Regions from separate parts of the Homo sapiens genome. Here region 2 is linked to region 1. Evidence: chromatin contacts called from ENCODE Hi-C or POLR2A ChIA-PET data. All regions are on one chromosome and are shown on one strand. The core of a region is the stretch at or near the end of the contact, and the rest is flanking DNA. Distances in the headings are between cores, read along the strand shown. Region 1 holds the start of MTMR1 (myotubularin related protein 1). Region 2 holds the start of HMGB3 (high mobility group box 3).

Region 1 (7,274 bases), core at 1,642-4,141:
TGAGCTGACAGAACTGAGAAAGGAGGCCATGATTCCTCCCCCATCCCTTCTCTGTAGTCTGTGCAATTGCCCTCTATACTCCTGGTGTCAATAACTACTTACAGGCTGGAGGCTCCCAGCTCTGTTTCTCCAACCTGGACTCTCCTGATCTCAATGCTGATGTTCCTACAAGACCTGTCCACTAGTCTGGCCCAGAGACCCTGCCAATTCAACCTGTCTAAACCAGCATCAGCCGCTCAGCCCCGCAACCTACTCTGCTCCTGTGTTTCCTAACTCAGGGCGCAGCACAGCCAGTTATCCGGCCCCCACACGCTAGAAAGCTGAGGTTTGCCTTGGAGTCCACCCGGCACTCCCCCCTCACATCTGAATGCTCACCATGTCGGGTCACTCTTACCTGGTAAGCATCTTGAAAATCCACCCAGCCCTATTCCTAGCCCAATTCCCTTTTCCAGACCTCCATCATTCTTCTGTGAACTCCACCTGCCTCATGAATTTAAGCCTCATCTATAAGCCCATGACTCCCCAGTTTGAATCTCCAGCCCAGACAACCCTGAACTCCAGGCTCAGATAGATCAACTATATCTTTGACATCTATTCTGGGACATATAATTGGCATCTCAAAATTGATATGTCCAGAGCGAAGAGCCTGCTATTTTCTAACCCTGCTCCACCTTAGAAAGACTTCTCCATCTCAGCAACACAATTTTCCCACAAGCTAAAATTTTGGAATTCTCCCAGATTCTTCTCTCATACCAACCAACCAATCTTCAGCAAACCCCATTGGCTCTACCCTGCAGGTCTTCAAATTACATGTAGTATCTGACCACTTCTCCCCTCCTCCGCTCCACTCTGGACCACCATCTCACTTGGCTTACTACAATAGCCTCCTACTGACAGTCTCTGCTTCAGCTCCTTCCCCTTTCACTCTATTGTCCACATAGCACCATGGAGAGCCTACTGAAATCTACAACAGATGATGTCACTCCTCTGCACAAAGTCCCCAGTGGCTCCCCATGGCCTCTGAGGCTCTCCACCATCTGGCTCTGTGACTTCTCTAACGTCATCCCTTACTTGTCTCTCCCTAGCTCCCTCCCTGCTAGTGACACCTAGTCTCCTCGCTGATCTAGGAACACTTGGCTCACATTCACCTCAGGGGCTTTGCACAGGCCTCTGACTAGAATACTATCACCCCCAGGTATCTGTATGGCTGGATCCCTCGCCTCTTTGGGGGCATTACTCAAATGTCAGCTTTCTCAGGCTTTCCCTGATCATCAAAATCTCTGAAGGAAACCAGAAGATGAGGCATATTTGGGGGTGACACATTCTGGTCTCCTTTGGCTTCTTAAATGATTCTGATGCATGCCCATCCTGAGTACTTCTGTGTTCGCCTCTACCACCTATCTCATTTATCACATTCGATTTCCACTGTTGGTTGGTTTGTATTCTCCACTAGATGGTAAGTCTAGCAAAATGGTAAGGCAGCAAAAGCCGTGTTGTGCTATTCTCTGAATCGCCCAGACCTCGTGTGTGGTTGAATATTTGCAGATGAGTGAAGTCCTCACCATTTCAAGTGCTGTCTTAGCTGTGACTGGTTTTCAGTGACACTAACCACTTGGGTGATTAATTTATTAAAATATATTGTAATTACACTGAGGTAGAAACAAAAGTGAAGGGAATGTTTCTTGTTTCTGTGCTTTTGGAAACTCCCAAAAGTTTGGCACAATGGGATGACCAAGACAGGCAGGAATGGGCATGTAAAACTGACTGAGCTACATTCCAACAGTGCATGCTGCCTGAGTGCACTCTGGTGTCAGGGAAATGGCCAAGTTGTGGGAAAACTGGATGTTCCGGGTTACACGATAGGCCATCTCTTGTCGTCGGAGGAGGCGGTGGCCCCTCCCAGTTCGACACGGTCACTTTATGTTTCTAACTGATTTCTCTTAGTTCTGCAGCTGCCTCAGAAGCAGTAGGCTTGCTTGTGTGTTCATGAAAACAATAAACTGGTTCCCTCAAAGTGTGAAGAACTGAAAGTAAATGGTTCTGTTTTCTTGCCTCCTGAGCAGTTTGGACGTTTTCCATCTCAGATTTTTGCCTCGATCTGCACCAGCTCCCACGCCCGCGGGGTCCCATCTCCCCGTCCTCACTCCCAACCCCCCATCAAAGACCCTAAGCAGCCACAGCAGAATTGGGGTCTTAAAACCACACGAGGCAAGGTGATGCTAGAAGAGGAGAGCCCGGGTGGGATCTCCCTCCCAAGAGGATTGGTGGCCTGGGCAGGGACAGCCAAGCGATCGCCAAGGGCAGCAGGTGGCGGCGCCGGAAGTGGTTTGACAGCTGCGAAGCCCCTCCCGGGGTTCCAGGAGCTGGGGCTCTCGGGGCGGAAGTGAGCCAGGTGCGCGGCCCGCAGCAGGTCCGAGGGCAGCAGTCCCCGGATGGGGCGCTGAGGTTTCCGGGGGTGGGGGGGAGGAGGGCCCAGAGGGGATGAAGAGGGGCCGCCCACCCCGCCACCGCCAGGCCCTGCGCAGCGCGCGGGGAGGGGGCGGGCTGGCCTCGCGCGGGGCCCTCGGGAGTCGGGGCGCGGGAGGCCGGGGCAGCCCGGGCCCCGCTTACCTGTCCAGGGTCTCCACGCTGGGCTGCCGGGAGCCGGCGGTGGCGCCCCCCGCGGCCCGAGGAGGCCTCCTGCCGCCCGCCGGCCCCGGGTTCGGGCCCCCGCCGCCCTCGCAGCCCGCCGCCGCCGCCGCCGCCGGCCTGTCCATGGCGCGCCGAGTCCTGCCGCCTTGGGGAAGCCGCCGTCGGGACGGGAGCGGCGGCCGGGAAGGTTTCGCTGCTTGCCTCCTGCCGCCCGCTCTATACCGCCCGCCCGCCTCAGGCGGCCGCCGCCATTAGCTGTCACCTGGCGGCCCCGCGTTACCCACAAGGCCGCGCGCGCGGGGGTCGGGGGGCGGGAGCGGGGGCGGGGAGGGCGGCGCGCGGGGCCGGCGCCGGGAACCCCCACCTCGCCCAGCCCCACCTGGGCGCTCGCCCACGGAGCCTTACAGCGGGGATCTGGGACCTCCTGCTCCAGCGACCTGGGTGCGTACAGAGCCACTGGGGTTCGGAATCCCCAAACGGATTATGCGTAGCGTGCTTCACTCTATAGTCACACCGGGTTGACTGCAGAGACGTGGGGTGTAAAAAGAAGTTTGAAGACATTCAAGTATCAAAAATGATTTCCCACCTCAGTTGTCCTTCCCGGAAAAGGTATAGAACAGCTCAAGCTCCCTCGGTCTTGACATCTTGAAGCAGGAGCAATTCCGTGCATTTTAGCAATTCCTCCCCACCCCATTCTTCCCTCCACTCTCCCCCTCCATACGCACCCCGCCGCCCCGCCACAAACCCACCCCCTTGCCATCTGTAGGGCAACCAAGTGTTCTGATGCCGCCCTCGGAGCTTCCGCCCATGGTTTATGTTAAGAGTAACATTTAACTTCTGTTGATTAAAAAATCACTGCTATGAACATCAAGCCAATATCTTGGTGAGGCATTTAGGACATTTGCTTTCTGGGCTAGATTTATTTCCTTGCTCATTTTGTTTGGGTTCGAATATCCAACAGCTCATCCCCTCTCACCTCACCCCTGATTAAGTTGGGAGTGGGTGTGTGGCTCGTGATTAAGCCTCTTTGCCTGTGATTGCTCTGGGTGTAGACAGGAGGCCTGCGACCCAGGTCTGGAAAAGAAGATATAAAGGGAACAATTTGCTCACTGTTAAAAGGCAGATCTGCAGACAGGGAGTTACTCATGCCCATCCCAGACCCATCCTGCCCCACCAGCTTAATAACTTCAAACTGAACTTTGAGGATATGATGCCTGAAGCCCCGACAGCCATCTTACGCACAAGAGGAGGTGAGCCTGGGGTAAGAAGATGACAGAGTGAGGAGGGCTAGGAGGAAGGAAAGGAAGATCCCCAGACAATAATAGCTCCTATCTCACACTGGAGAATCACCGACTGCAGGTTGCTGGCTTTCTAAAATTATTAAATCAAATGGTTAACCCACTGTTATGGACTGAATGTTTTCATCCCCCTGAAGTCCATATGTTGAAGCCCTAATTCCCTGTGTGATGGTATTTGGAGATGGGGTCTTTGAGAGGCAATTAGGTCATGAGGGCCAAGCTCTAGTCTGATGGAACTGGTGCTTTTTAAGAAGGGTCACCAGAGAGCTTGATCTCATGCACTCACATGCACACACTGAGAAAAGGCCGTGTGAGTACACAGCAAGAAGGTGGCCATCTGCAAGCCAGGAACAGAGCCCTTACTAGGTCCCTGCTGGACACTTAATCTTGGACTTTCCAGCCTCCAGAGTTGTGAGAAAATTTCTGTTGTTTAAGCCACCCAGTCTATGGTATTTTGTTTTGGCAGCCTAAGCACACTAAGACACCCACTTTTAGTTGGGTATTTTGTTACAAGTAGCTGCAAGCATCTTAGCTGTGCTGAGAATTGTCAGAAAGAAAACAGTGCAACTTTAAGCATATTTTAAGTACCATATTCTTTAAGAAACATTAGGCCAAAGAGGAATTCACTGTGACACTGTCATACTTCCAATTCAGTTAAGTACACTTAGGATTTAGAGGACAGAGATGAATCTGACATATCCCTGCCTAAGATGTTCACAATCCAGTGAAGGGGACAGACAAATTAACAATGACATTACAAGTTGGCAAGTGCTATAATGGGGACAATTGCACAGGATGTGGAACACCTACCCCAATCCATAGGAGAAGAGGAGGTCAGGAAAACTTCCCCAAAAAGGTGACATAAAACTGAATCTTTAAAGATGAGTAAATCCTTGATGAGGCAAAGGAGTCAAGTTATTCCAGGCAGAAGGCACAGTTATGGGCAAAGGTGTGGATTAGTAGGTATATTAATCTGTTTTGCTTTGCTGTAAAGGAATACCAGAGACCTGGTAATTTATAAAGAAAAGAAGTTTATTTTGGCTCACAGTTCTGCAGACCGTACAAGAAGCATTGTGCTGGCATCTGCTTCTGGTAAGGGCCTCAGCAAGCTTACAATCATGGTGGAAGGCGAAGAGGAAACAGGCATGTCAAATGGTGAGAGAAGGAGCAAGTGAAAGGTGAGGGAGGCACCAGACTCTTTCAAACGACCAGCTCTTGCATGAACTCATAGAACGAGGATTCACTCATTACCACGGGGAGGGCACAAAGCCTTTCCTGAGGGGTCCACCTTCAGGATGTTCACAATCCAGTTTGCAACCCAGACACCCCTTACTCAGCCCCAACTCCAACATTAGGGCTCACATTTCAACATGAGATTTGGACGGCACAAACATCCAAACTCTATCTGTAGGTTAAATAGCTTATTATGTGCAAGAGAATGCCAAGAAATCGAGTGTTACTGGAGCATAAAGTCAGACAAGATAAGTGAGGATCTGGACTGGTGGTAGGCCAAGAAGTTTGGGCTTTGTTCTGCAGCTCACCAGATCTCAAATGTTAGTGTGCAAGAATCAGCCCCAGTCTGCATTTTCAGCAAATGCTCCCATGATTCTGATGCGGGGCTTGCTGCACTTGGAGAAATACTATTGTATAGTCCCCCATCTACGTCCATTTGATAGATTGTGCTTCCAAAGACTGCTGCAATAATATCCCCCATCCCACACACTCTTTTGCAAGGTGATCTTACCACTCATACATCAAGAGGTGGATTCTGTTTACCTTCTCCTTGAATGTGGACTGGCCCTGTAACCCCTTTGACCAATAGAATGTAGCAGAGGTGATGCTGTATAATTTCCAAGGCTAACCCTTAAGGGATTTGCAACTTCCAGTTTGCTTTCTGTGCATACTCCTTCTTGGAAGTCAGCTGCCATACTCTGAGGAAGCCCAAGCAGCCACAGGGAGAGGCCCATATGGAAGAGAACCAAAGCTCTCAGCCAATAGCCCTAGCTGAGTTCCCCAGGCAGCATGGCCAGAAGCCAGCACTAACTGCCAGCTATGTGAGTGAGGCCATTTCAAGCCTTTCAGTCATTCTGGTGGCCTAGCCAACACCACATGAAGCTGATGAATCATACAATTGACTCACAGATTTTTGAAAACTAATGAATTATGGTTTTAAGCCACTAGGTTTTGGGGTGATTTTTTGTGCAGCAATAGAGCACCCAAGCATTGCTCTTGATGAATGATCCAGAGAAGTAATCCCCTACCTGCTCAGCTCCCTTCCCCATTCAGCTATAGGAATCCATGCACAAATCACAGCCACACTCCAAGGAGGGTACTCCACAGTAGTAGGTCAGAAGCTGTTATAATCTAAGATTTTACCCTACTAGCAAGCTGAAAATTTAGTTGATCACCACACTCTAACACTCTGAGAGAAAATATAAAGCCTCTGGATCCGAAACAAAGACAGTTTATTATTCACAGCAAAATCAGCAGCCACAGCAATATCTTGGATCTGCATCCTGAACCCCAGTCTCTACAGGGTGGCATGCTGTTCTGCAGTGCAACCTTGCCACTCTTACATTAAGAGGTGGTATCGGCTGGGCGTGGTGGCTCACGCCTGTAATCCTAGCACTTTGGGAGGCCGAGGTGGGCAGATCACCTGAGGTCAGGAGTTCAAGACCAGCCTGGCCAACGTGGCGAAAGCCCATCTCTACTAAAAATACAAAAATTAGCCGGGCGTGGTGGCACATGCCTATAATCCCAGCTACTTGGGAGGCTGAGGTAGGAGAATCGCTTGAACCCAGGAGGCAGAGGTTGCAGTGAGCTGAGATCCTGCCACTGCACTCCAGCCTGGGCGACAGTGCGAGACTCCGTCTCAAACAAAACGAAACAAAACAAAACAAAAACAGGTGGTACCTATTTCCCCTCCTTTTGAATGGGGGCTGGCCTGTAACTGCCTTTGACCAATAGGAGGCTAGATAGTATCTGCACATGTAATGGGATACACCACAGGAGAGAAAACCCCAACGCAGGAAACTCTGGCTACTAGTGACCTACCCATTCTCCCCTGCAGGGAGAGAGATTACTCGTTACCTTGGAATGAATGATCAGATGTAAACAAATGTCCTTTGTGGAGATTTACATTTACTACCCTGGATTGGAATGTCTCCTCATACCAACTTTACTAACGTGGCTGTAAATGTATTTCCTCAGAGAACCCTGACCATGCTGAAACCGGAGATAGTCATGGTGAATTGTCTCCAAACACACACAGGCCCTACCACCCCCTTCTGCCCACATGGGGGTCTAGTCATAGTTGCTGGGCTGACTATACTGCATTCCTAGAAA
Region 2 (7,274 bases), core at 3,588-6,087, 290 kb before region 1:
GAGAGTGCCTTTTCATTTTAAAAATGTTTGGAAATATGTACAACTTTGATACAGTTTCAGGGTGCTCCAGACACCCATGGCCACTTCATGTAAACCACTGACAATTTCTAGAGCACTTTGAGAGACTACAATATGATCGTGATCAAATTTTGTAATTAAACCTAATGAGGGCAACAGACACTTCTCAAATAAGAGATGTGTCAATTACGGCGCTCCCCTACTCTAAGTATTCACAAGGAGACAGATAAACAGTTTCTTTATTCATCCTCCTCCTCCTCCTCCTCCTCTTCTTCCTCCTCCTCTTCTTCATCTTCCTCTTCCACCTTTTTCCGGGCAACTTTAGCAGGACCCTTTGCACCATCAAACTTTCCTTTCGACTTATAGTCAGCAACATCCTAGAGGAACAGGGACACATTTCAAATGAGTATGCGGCTGTTTTAACACAAAGTAGAAACATGCAGTCCTCATCTCAGGTAAGAGGACAGGAATTGAAATCAAGTAAGACAGTGCTGCTATCATATATATCTGAAGTGTTTCCATATATGAATTTGGTTCTTAGCCATTCGAATTTAAAAGTTAGTGGGTGTTCAAGTGTCCTTCAAGTCACATTAGTAGGACTATCAAATCCTCTGTTAACATTTTTTTTTCCTTAAAGAGTAAGGAAAATTTTTCAAGCCTGAAGTTGTCCCCAAAACAAAGACCTGTCAAAAAAAAGCATGAACACCAGCACCCGTAGCTACCTTGCAGGGGGATGGGCCCTTGAGCGCTATGCTAAGTACTCAGCCCAGCAAAGCTGCCACATGCCCTGCAACCTACTGATAGCAGAACCACTGCCTGTTCACCAGTCCAGGCTTCCAGCCCCACCTTACCTTCTCATACTTCTCCTTCAGCTTTGCCGCCTTAGTGATGTAAGGCTGCTTTTCACTGTCATTTAAATTATTCCACATCTCACCCAGCTTTTTTGCCACGTCTCCAATAGAGATGCCGGGGTTTGTGGATTTGATCTTGGGGCGGAATTCTGAACAGAACAGGAAGAATCCAGACCTTGGAAGAATTACATACATTACATGAGAAACCACAAAAAATTTGAGTTAAAGTTGAAATCCCACATTCCTGAGAAGCATCTCCCTCCTACCACTATGACTTCTCCCTAAAGTGAAGTAATCTATGATACCATATACAATGCTACAAAGTTGTAGGTTCTAAAATATATAAGGTTAGAAAAATATGTGGTGCGCGGCTCACGCCTGTAATTCCAGCACTTTGGGAGGCCGAGGCAGGCGGATCACCTGAGGTTGGGAGTTTCAGACCAGCCTGACCAACATGGAGAAACCCCGTCTCTACTAAAAATATAAAAAAAATTAGCCGGGCATGGTGGTGCATGTCTGTAATCCCAGCTACTCAGGAGGCTGAGGCAGGAGAATCACTTGAACCCAGGAGGTGGAGGTTGCAGTGAGCCAAGATCACACCTTGCACTCCAGCCTGGTCAAGAGCGAAACTCCATCTCAAATATGTATGCGTGTGTGTGTGTATGCATATATAAAATATATGCGTATATATACGCGCATATATATATGGTGCTCTGTGTGTGTGTATGCATATATAATACATATGCGTATATATACGCGCATATATATATGGTGCTGTCCCAGTCTTTCAATTACTAGGAAAGGCATAAAGAACATACTTCAAGGACCCTGACAACCAAAACTAGAGTGCCTCCTTCACAATGGAAAGGCCAACAGACAACCACTGTGAATGTGCAAGCACAGCCCACAAACACTTCAGCCTTAACCACAGACAACGCTGGCACTGCATCGTAAAGCCCAAGTACAGAATGGTTTGCAGAGGTATTGCCATCTTTTAAGTATCTTTTAAAAAATATTTCATTTTGAAATGAAATACAGGACGACCAAAAAACCAAATCCTCCAAGCAGAAGAAAAGGTATTAATTGTTATCTTGAATCCTATAGTCACTTACGGTGGCCTTTTGGGAGCATTAGGATCCTTCTTCTTCTTGCCTCCCTTAGCTGGTCCATAATCCTTCATTTCCCGATCATAGCGCACTTTATCTGCCTTTGCCATTTCATCAAATTTAGATTTCTCTTTCCCGGACATCGTCTGCAAAGAACAGGACTCGTTAAATCCCTCGATGCAGTGAACACATACCTATTCAGTTTCTTGTGATTAAACTAGCAGTTGCTAGAACCACTTGCAAAAGGGGGTAGGTAAAGGCCTGAAACCTGTGCAGGGCCTTAAAAAAATAAAAGCACACACACAAAATTCTTAAGACAAGCAAAAATGATTCTAAGTAAAAGTAAAAGAGGAAGCAAGCAGCTATCTGGGAGAAAATCTGAAGGTAAGTAACCCCAAAGTAAGAAACCCAACTAAGACTAGTTTGAAGGGTACCAAAGAAAAATACCTTCCACCTCTCAGAGCACTTCTTGGAAAATTCCGCAAAATTGACAGGGACCTCTGGGTTTTTCTTCTTATGTTCTTCTCTGCATGTCTGCACAAAGAAGGCATAAGCGGACATCTTGCCCTTTGGTTTCTTGGGGTCACCTTTAGCCATCCTGACTGTGATAAAAGAGAAACAAAGAAATACAATGAGGAAAAGCAAGGAGGAATTGACAAGAAGTACAAGACGTACCAAAGGCAGAGCAAAACTAAAACTACACTTGCTGTTAGGAAGTCCCCTTCCCCCAATGCCGGACACCAGTGGCAGAAGGCAGAGTAGGAAAGAAATCAGCTTCATTGTCGCTTGTCATTTAACTTTTGACCAGCACGAAGCGCGCTGGTTTGCGAGTTACTTCTCAAAAGCGATCAAGTGCTCCAAATGGAGCCGACCCAAGTAGGGTACTCAGTGTTACGTTTACAGAACTGCTATGTTTTGGAAACTACAATCACAAAGTGGGAAGGGTAGAGAGAGGACACATTTGGTGGGGGTGATAGAAGCTTGAAATCTATGACTTAAGACTATCTGGTCATCTGCTAACTGTTAACACAATTAAAAACAACAACTCTTACCACTGCTGAACACAAGACCAAAGCAGGAGAACTATACGTAGGGGACATCTGAAATTGTCACTATTGTTGATGTGTTTTGGCTTACTAAAAAAACGGCTTTACAACACGGGAGATCTGGAAAGTGAGCAGGTACCCCCGTACTATTAGTTCAATTCATCACTTCGTCACTATCTAAAGGGGGAGGGTGTATAAAAAGGGCTAGTCGTGCTCATCTGTAACCCAGAATGCAGGTCCAGCCGAGAACACTTTCTCCAAAGTTTCCAAATAAAAATGCAGCTGCGGCATGTCATCGTCCCTGTCCCACCCCCCAGCTTCCCGCCATCTTTTCCTTTTCCCACACCCAAGGTCATCATGTAAAACTAAAGAGCTCCCCTTGGCAGCAGCCGCCCAGGAGGCTGCCCAACAGAGACCCGCAGCGGCGGCCCGGGCGGGGCGGGACCGGGAGCGGGGGAGTCCCGGCCGGCAGCAGGCAGCCCGCCTCGGCCCCCGTGCCGGGTCACCGGGACACCCGTAATTCACCTTCCATTTTGTCAAAAGCCTCCTGATGAAAGAAAGTGCCCCTGAAATCCGCCGCTGTCATCCCCGGGGGACGCGCGGGGCCGGGGGCGGCGGCGGTGGCGGTGCGCGGGGGGTGTGCGGCCGGGCCGGCGGCAGCCGCGGCACTGGTGGCGGCGTCCGCCGCGCCTCGGAGTCCCACTCGCTAAAATGGCTGATCCGCGCGCGGCCGGCGCGGGCGGCGGCGACAGCGGCGAACAAAGCGGCCCGGGCCCCGCCGCCGCCGCCCGCCCGTCGGCCCCCACCCCGCCCCGCCCCGCCCCGCCCGGGCCGCCCGGGGGCTCGGGGGCCCGGGCCGGACCTCCCCGCCCCCCGGCGCGGGGCGCACTCCTCGGGATAACAAAGGCGCCCGTGCAGCCATGACGCTCGGCCGCTCCAGGGCCCGCAGCGGCGCCCCCGGCCCTCCGAGCCGCCCGCCCCGGGCCGCGGGCGCCGGGGCCGAGGCCGGAGCCCGCCGGGCGCCCCGCCGACCGCTCCGCCCGCCTCCCCTGCCCTCGCCGGAGGCCAGCGCCGCGCCAGCCATGTTAGCGGCGGCGGCGGCGCCGGGCGGGCGGGAGGCGAGAGGGGGGCGGCCGGCCCGCGCCCCCCCGGGCCACCGGGCGCTCCGCGACGGCCATGTTAACGCAGAGCCAGCGGCGTAGCCTGCGGGCCCGCGCGGCGCCGGGCCAAGCCCGGGAGCGAAGTTTGCCCGTGCGGCGGCCCCCGGCGGGCACCAGCCGCGCAGCCCCCGGCGGGCACCGGCCGCCCGTTCCCCAGCGGAGTCCGTCGCGGGCCGGGGAACTCCCGGCCCCCTTCCCGCTGCCGCCGCCCAGCGCCCACAGCCCGCAGCCGCCCCTCTGCTCGCCCAGCCGCCGCAGCCGCAGCTGCCCAAACATCTGGCCTCGGGGGCCCTGGGTTCCCGGCTGCGGCCCCTGGGGCCGCCACGGGCGGGCGTCCGCCGAGGGGGCCGACCCCCGAAAGCGGGGAGCTCGGGGAACGCGTTGGAAAAGTTGAAACACCTGAATTGCTTCTTCCTTCCCGGCCGCCTAGCAGGAGGGAAGGCGGAGGGGGCGGGAAGGGAATGGGGAGTAGAGGCAGGGGGAGGCGGCGGCAGGGCGCGCTCACGGCGGCGCGGGCCGGAAAGTTGTGCGGGCGCTGCGGCGGCGGCGGCGGCGGCGGCGGCGGCGGCGGCGGCGGCGGCGGCGGCGGCGGGAGCGGGCGGTGCGAGACGTACCTGTATTGTTCGCTAGTCTGGGCAGCGCAGGGCACGACGCGCGGCTCAGCGCTCCCCAGCCTCGCGCTAGCTGCCTCCACGAGAGCCGCCTGATTGGCCAGCGGGCTCTGCCGTTTAAAACAGCCTCCTCGCCTGGCCATTGGCTGCGGGCCTCATGCATATTAAGCAGGCGTGGACGCCCATTGGGCGCGGCTGCTGGGATCATTCATTCAAACAGAACGACCCGCCGGCGCCGGCTACGGAGGCCAAACAGGGAAAGACCTAGTCTCGCCTGCCCGCCCCGCCCACCTCGCCAGCCCCCTCGGGGAACAGAACTGGGATCGCCAAGGGCTTTGAAGAGGTGGCCCTGCGATTCCCGGAGGCCTCGGCCTCTGGCGTGGGAAGATGAAGTCCAGCCCCGCTGCGCTGCCCTCTGCTCCCACCGCACCGCGGCCTTGGCGCCCCTGGCCTGCAGTCAGCTCCCCTGCCCGGGGAAACACCCCTGGGCCCACCACGAAGGGCCGATGGTAGACCACCTCTACCCGGTTCGGCCGCGGCGCCGCGACAGAAACGCGGCGGCAGCTCGCTCCTCGATGCCTGGCGGAGGGCAGCTGCTTGCTCGCCAAGACCTCGGGATTTAGTCCTCGGATCTCGCTGCCTATCCGAAAGCCACCTGATTCCGCTTCTGCGGATCGTGCTCAACTAGGCTCTTTCCACTAAATGCCAGAAGGTCTTTATTTGCGCCCGAAATTGCGGAACCGACGGGCTAAAAGAGGAAAACAAAATTTGGCAAGAGCAGAGAATTTGTGAGAAATTGTAGTTTTGTGGGCAAAGAATAACACTTTTCTTCTTACCCTCTTCACTGTCTCGGTTCAAGGCCCTCATTCCCTCTGCTCTCCTGACACACCCTAGAGCAAAGAATTAAAGCTTCGGGAATGAATGAGTGAATGAATGAATGAATGGGATTTGACTTGATCTCCACTTTGCCATTGGCTGGTGGTATGGCCTTGAGCTAGTCACTTCTTTGGGGATTCAGGCAATGTTTTTCAAAGTATAGGAGCCGCAGTGTCACTTCTGTAAGGGATGTTCTGAAATTCGTGGGGCCGGTGCCTGGATGACTGGCAGGTGTTGCTGGAATTCAATAAGAGGAAGGAACGGCCGGGGATACTAAATATCCTACATTGCATAGGACAGTCCCACGCAAGGAAGAAATACTCCACTTCAAATGCAAGTATCAGCCCTATTTGGAAAGAAAGTATCTGAGGGCCCTTGCCTGGAAAGAATGAAAGGGTGAGAAAAAGAGCAGTTTAAAGATTGACAGTTGGAGAAAATAATGCAAAGGAAGAGATGTCATGAGTTTGGTTTTTCTTTTCTTTGAAAGGCCAAGAGATCCAGCTATTTATGAGTCCTATATTCAGAAATAAGCCCCACCAGAACATGAATTTTCCAAATGCTGCTTCCAGAAACCGTGGCTGAGTTTGAGGTGTGCAAAGGATCTGGCTTCACAGGGCACCTGCTTCTTCACCCCTACGCCCCCTCTTACCAACTCCTCTGAGCCTCCCAGCCAAGCCTGAGCCCCTGAAGCTGGTGCTGTTGGCTCCCATCATCAAGGTTCCAATCCAGATCAAAAGGCAAAGATAGAGGCCAAGCGCGGTGGCTCATGCCTGTAATTCCAGTACTTTGGGAGGCTGAGGCAGGCGGATCACGAGATCAGGAGTTCAAGACCAGCCTGGCCAATCTGATGAAGCCCCGTCTCTACTAAAAATACAAAAAAATTAGCCAGGTGTGGTGATGCATGCCTGTAGGAGGCTGAGGCAGGAGAATCGCTTTAACCTGGGAGGTGGAGGTTGCAGTGAGCCAAGATCATGCTACTGCACTCCAGCCTGGGCAACAGAGCAAGACTCCGAAAAAAAAAAAAAAAAGGCAGAGATAGTGCTGCTTTTGACAAGAGCAGGCAGGTATTGTGTCACTAACCCAGGTCCCCACTACAGACTCAGGAGTTCAGAGATCTTAAGGCCACCTCATCCATCCCTCTGTCCTGTTAGAACCAGCTTAGTGGTTGCCTGCCTTCTGCTTGCATACCTCCACTCATAGGGAGCTTACCATCTTCCTTCATGGCAGTTCCTTCCATCTCCAGCCACCTCTGAGCCTTAAGGTCAACATCTCCACACAGGGTAATCCCTCACCCTTCAGATAGTTCATGGCAGGCCAGGCCTTTTCTCCAGACAGACAGCCCCTCCCTGCTCCTTCTACAAGCAGTTTCCCAGGGCCTGACCTGCCCAAGCCACTCCCTCTTCCCCTGTCTCCACAAGGCCTAGAGGGGAGCAGGGTTTCCACAAGTGATCTGACCAATACCTCGCCTCTGCCAGAGCACCCTAGCCTCTCAAGGTTGCCAGGCCTTTCTAGACCAGAGATTCAAGTTGGGGTCCAGCTACTGCCCAGCAACTGCCCACAGTGGCAAGTGACACGGCACAGTTGGCAGGCACCTTGGTGGGGGAAC

What was found. A loop is a pair of places that touch in the nucleus more often than their neighbours do. ChIA-PET counts read pairs that join two places held with the same protein, here RNA polymerase II (POLR2A). Pooled maps may share reads with other maps.
Region 2: a loop to region 1 is called in a map of OCI-LY7, with 7 times the contacts of the local background. The contact joins the promoter of HMGB3 here to the promoter of MTMR1 in region 1. A Hi-C loop is called at or near these places in 1 of 168 maps with a recorded cell type or tissue (OCI-LY7), 15 of 37 single-sample maps with no recorded cell type and 12 of 50 pooled maps. POLR2A ChIA-PET finds 5 or more read pairs at or near these places in 3 of 52 experiments (HEK293, WTC11 and activated CD4-positive, alpha-beta memory T cell).

The regions. Positions count from the first base shown.
Region 1 is chrX:150,689,013-150,696,286 of GRCh38, reverse strand. It overlaps MTMR1 (myotubularin related protein 1), which reads right to left and starts at 2,891. Exons shown (of 16, transcript NM_001306144.3): 1 at 2,611-2,891. The coding sequence starts at 2,756. RefSeq lists enhancers at 1,348-1,427, 1,448-1,547 and silencers at 2,441-2,580, 2,891-2,960.
Region 2 is chrX:150,980,898-150,988,171 of GRCh38, reverse strand. HMGB3 (high mobility group box 3) reads right to left here and starts at 4,837. Exons shown (of 5, transcript NM_005342.4): 1 at 4,796-4,837; 2 at 2,423-2,577; 3 at 1,982-2,121; 4 at 870-1,044; 5 at 1-395. The coding sequence starts at 2,572. The coding sequence ends at 258. RefSeq lists a silencer at 4,807-5,006 and an enhancer at 5,128-5,823.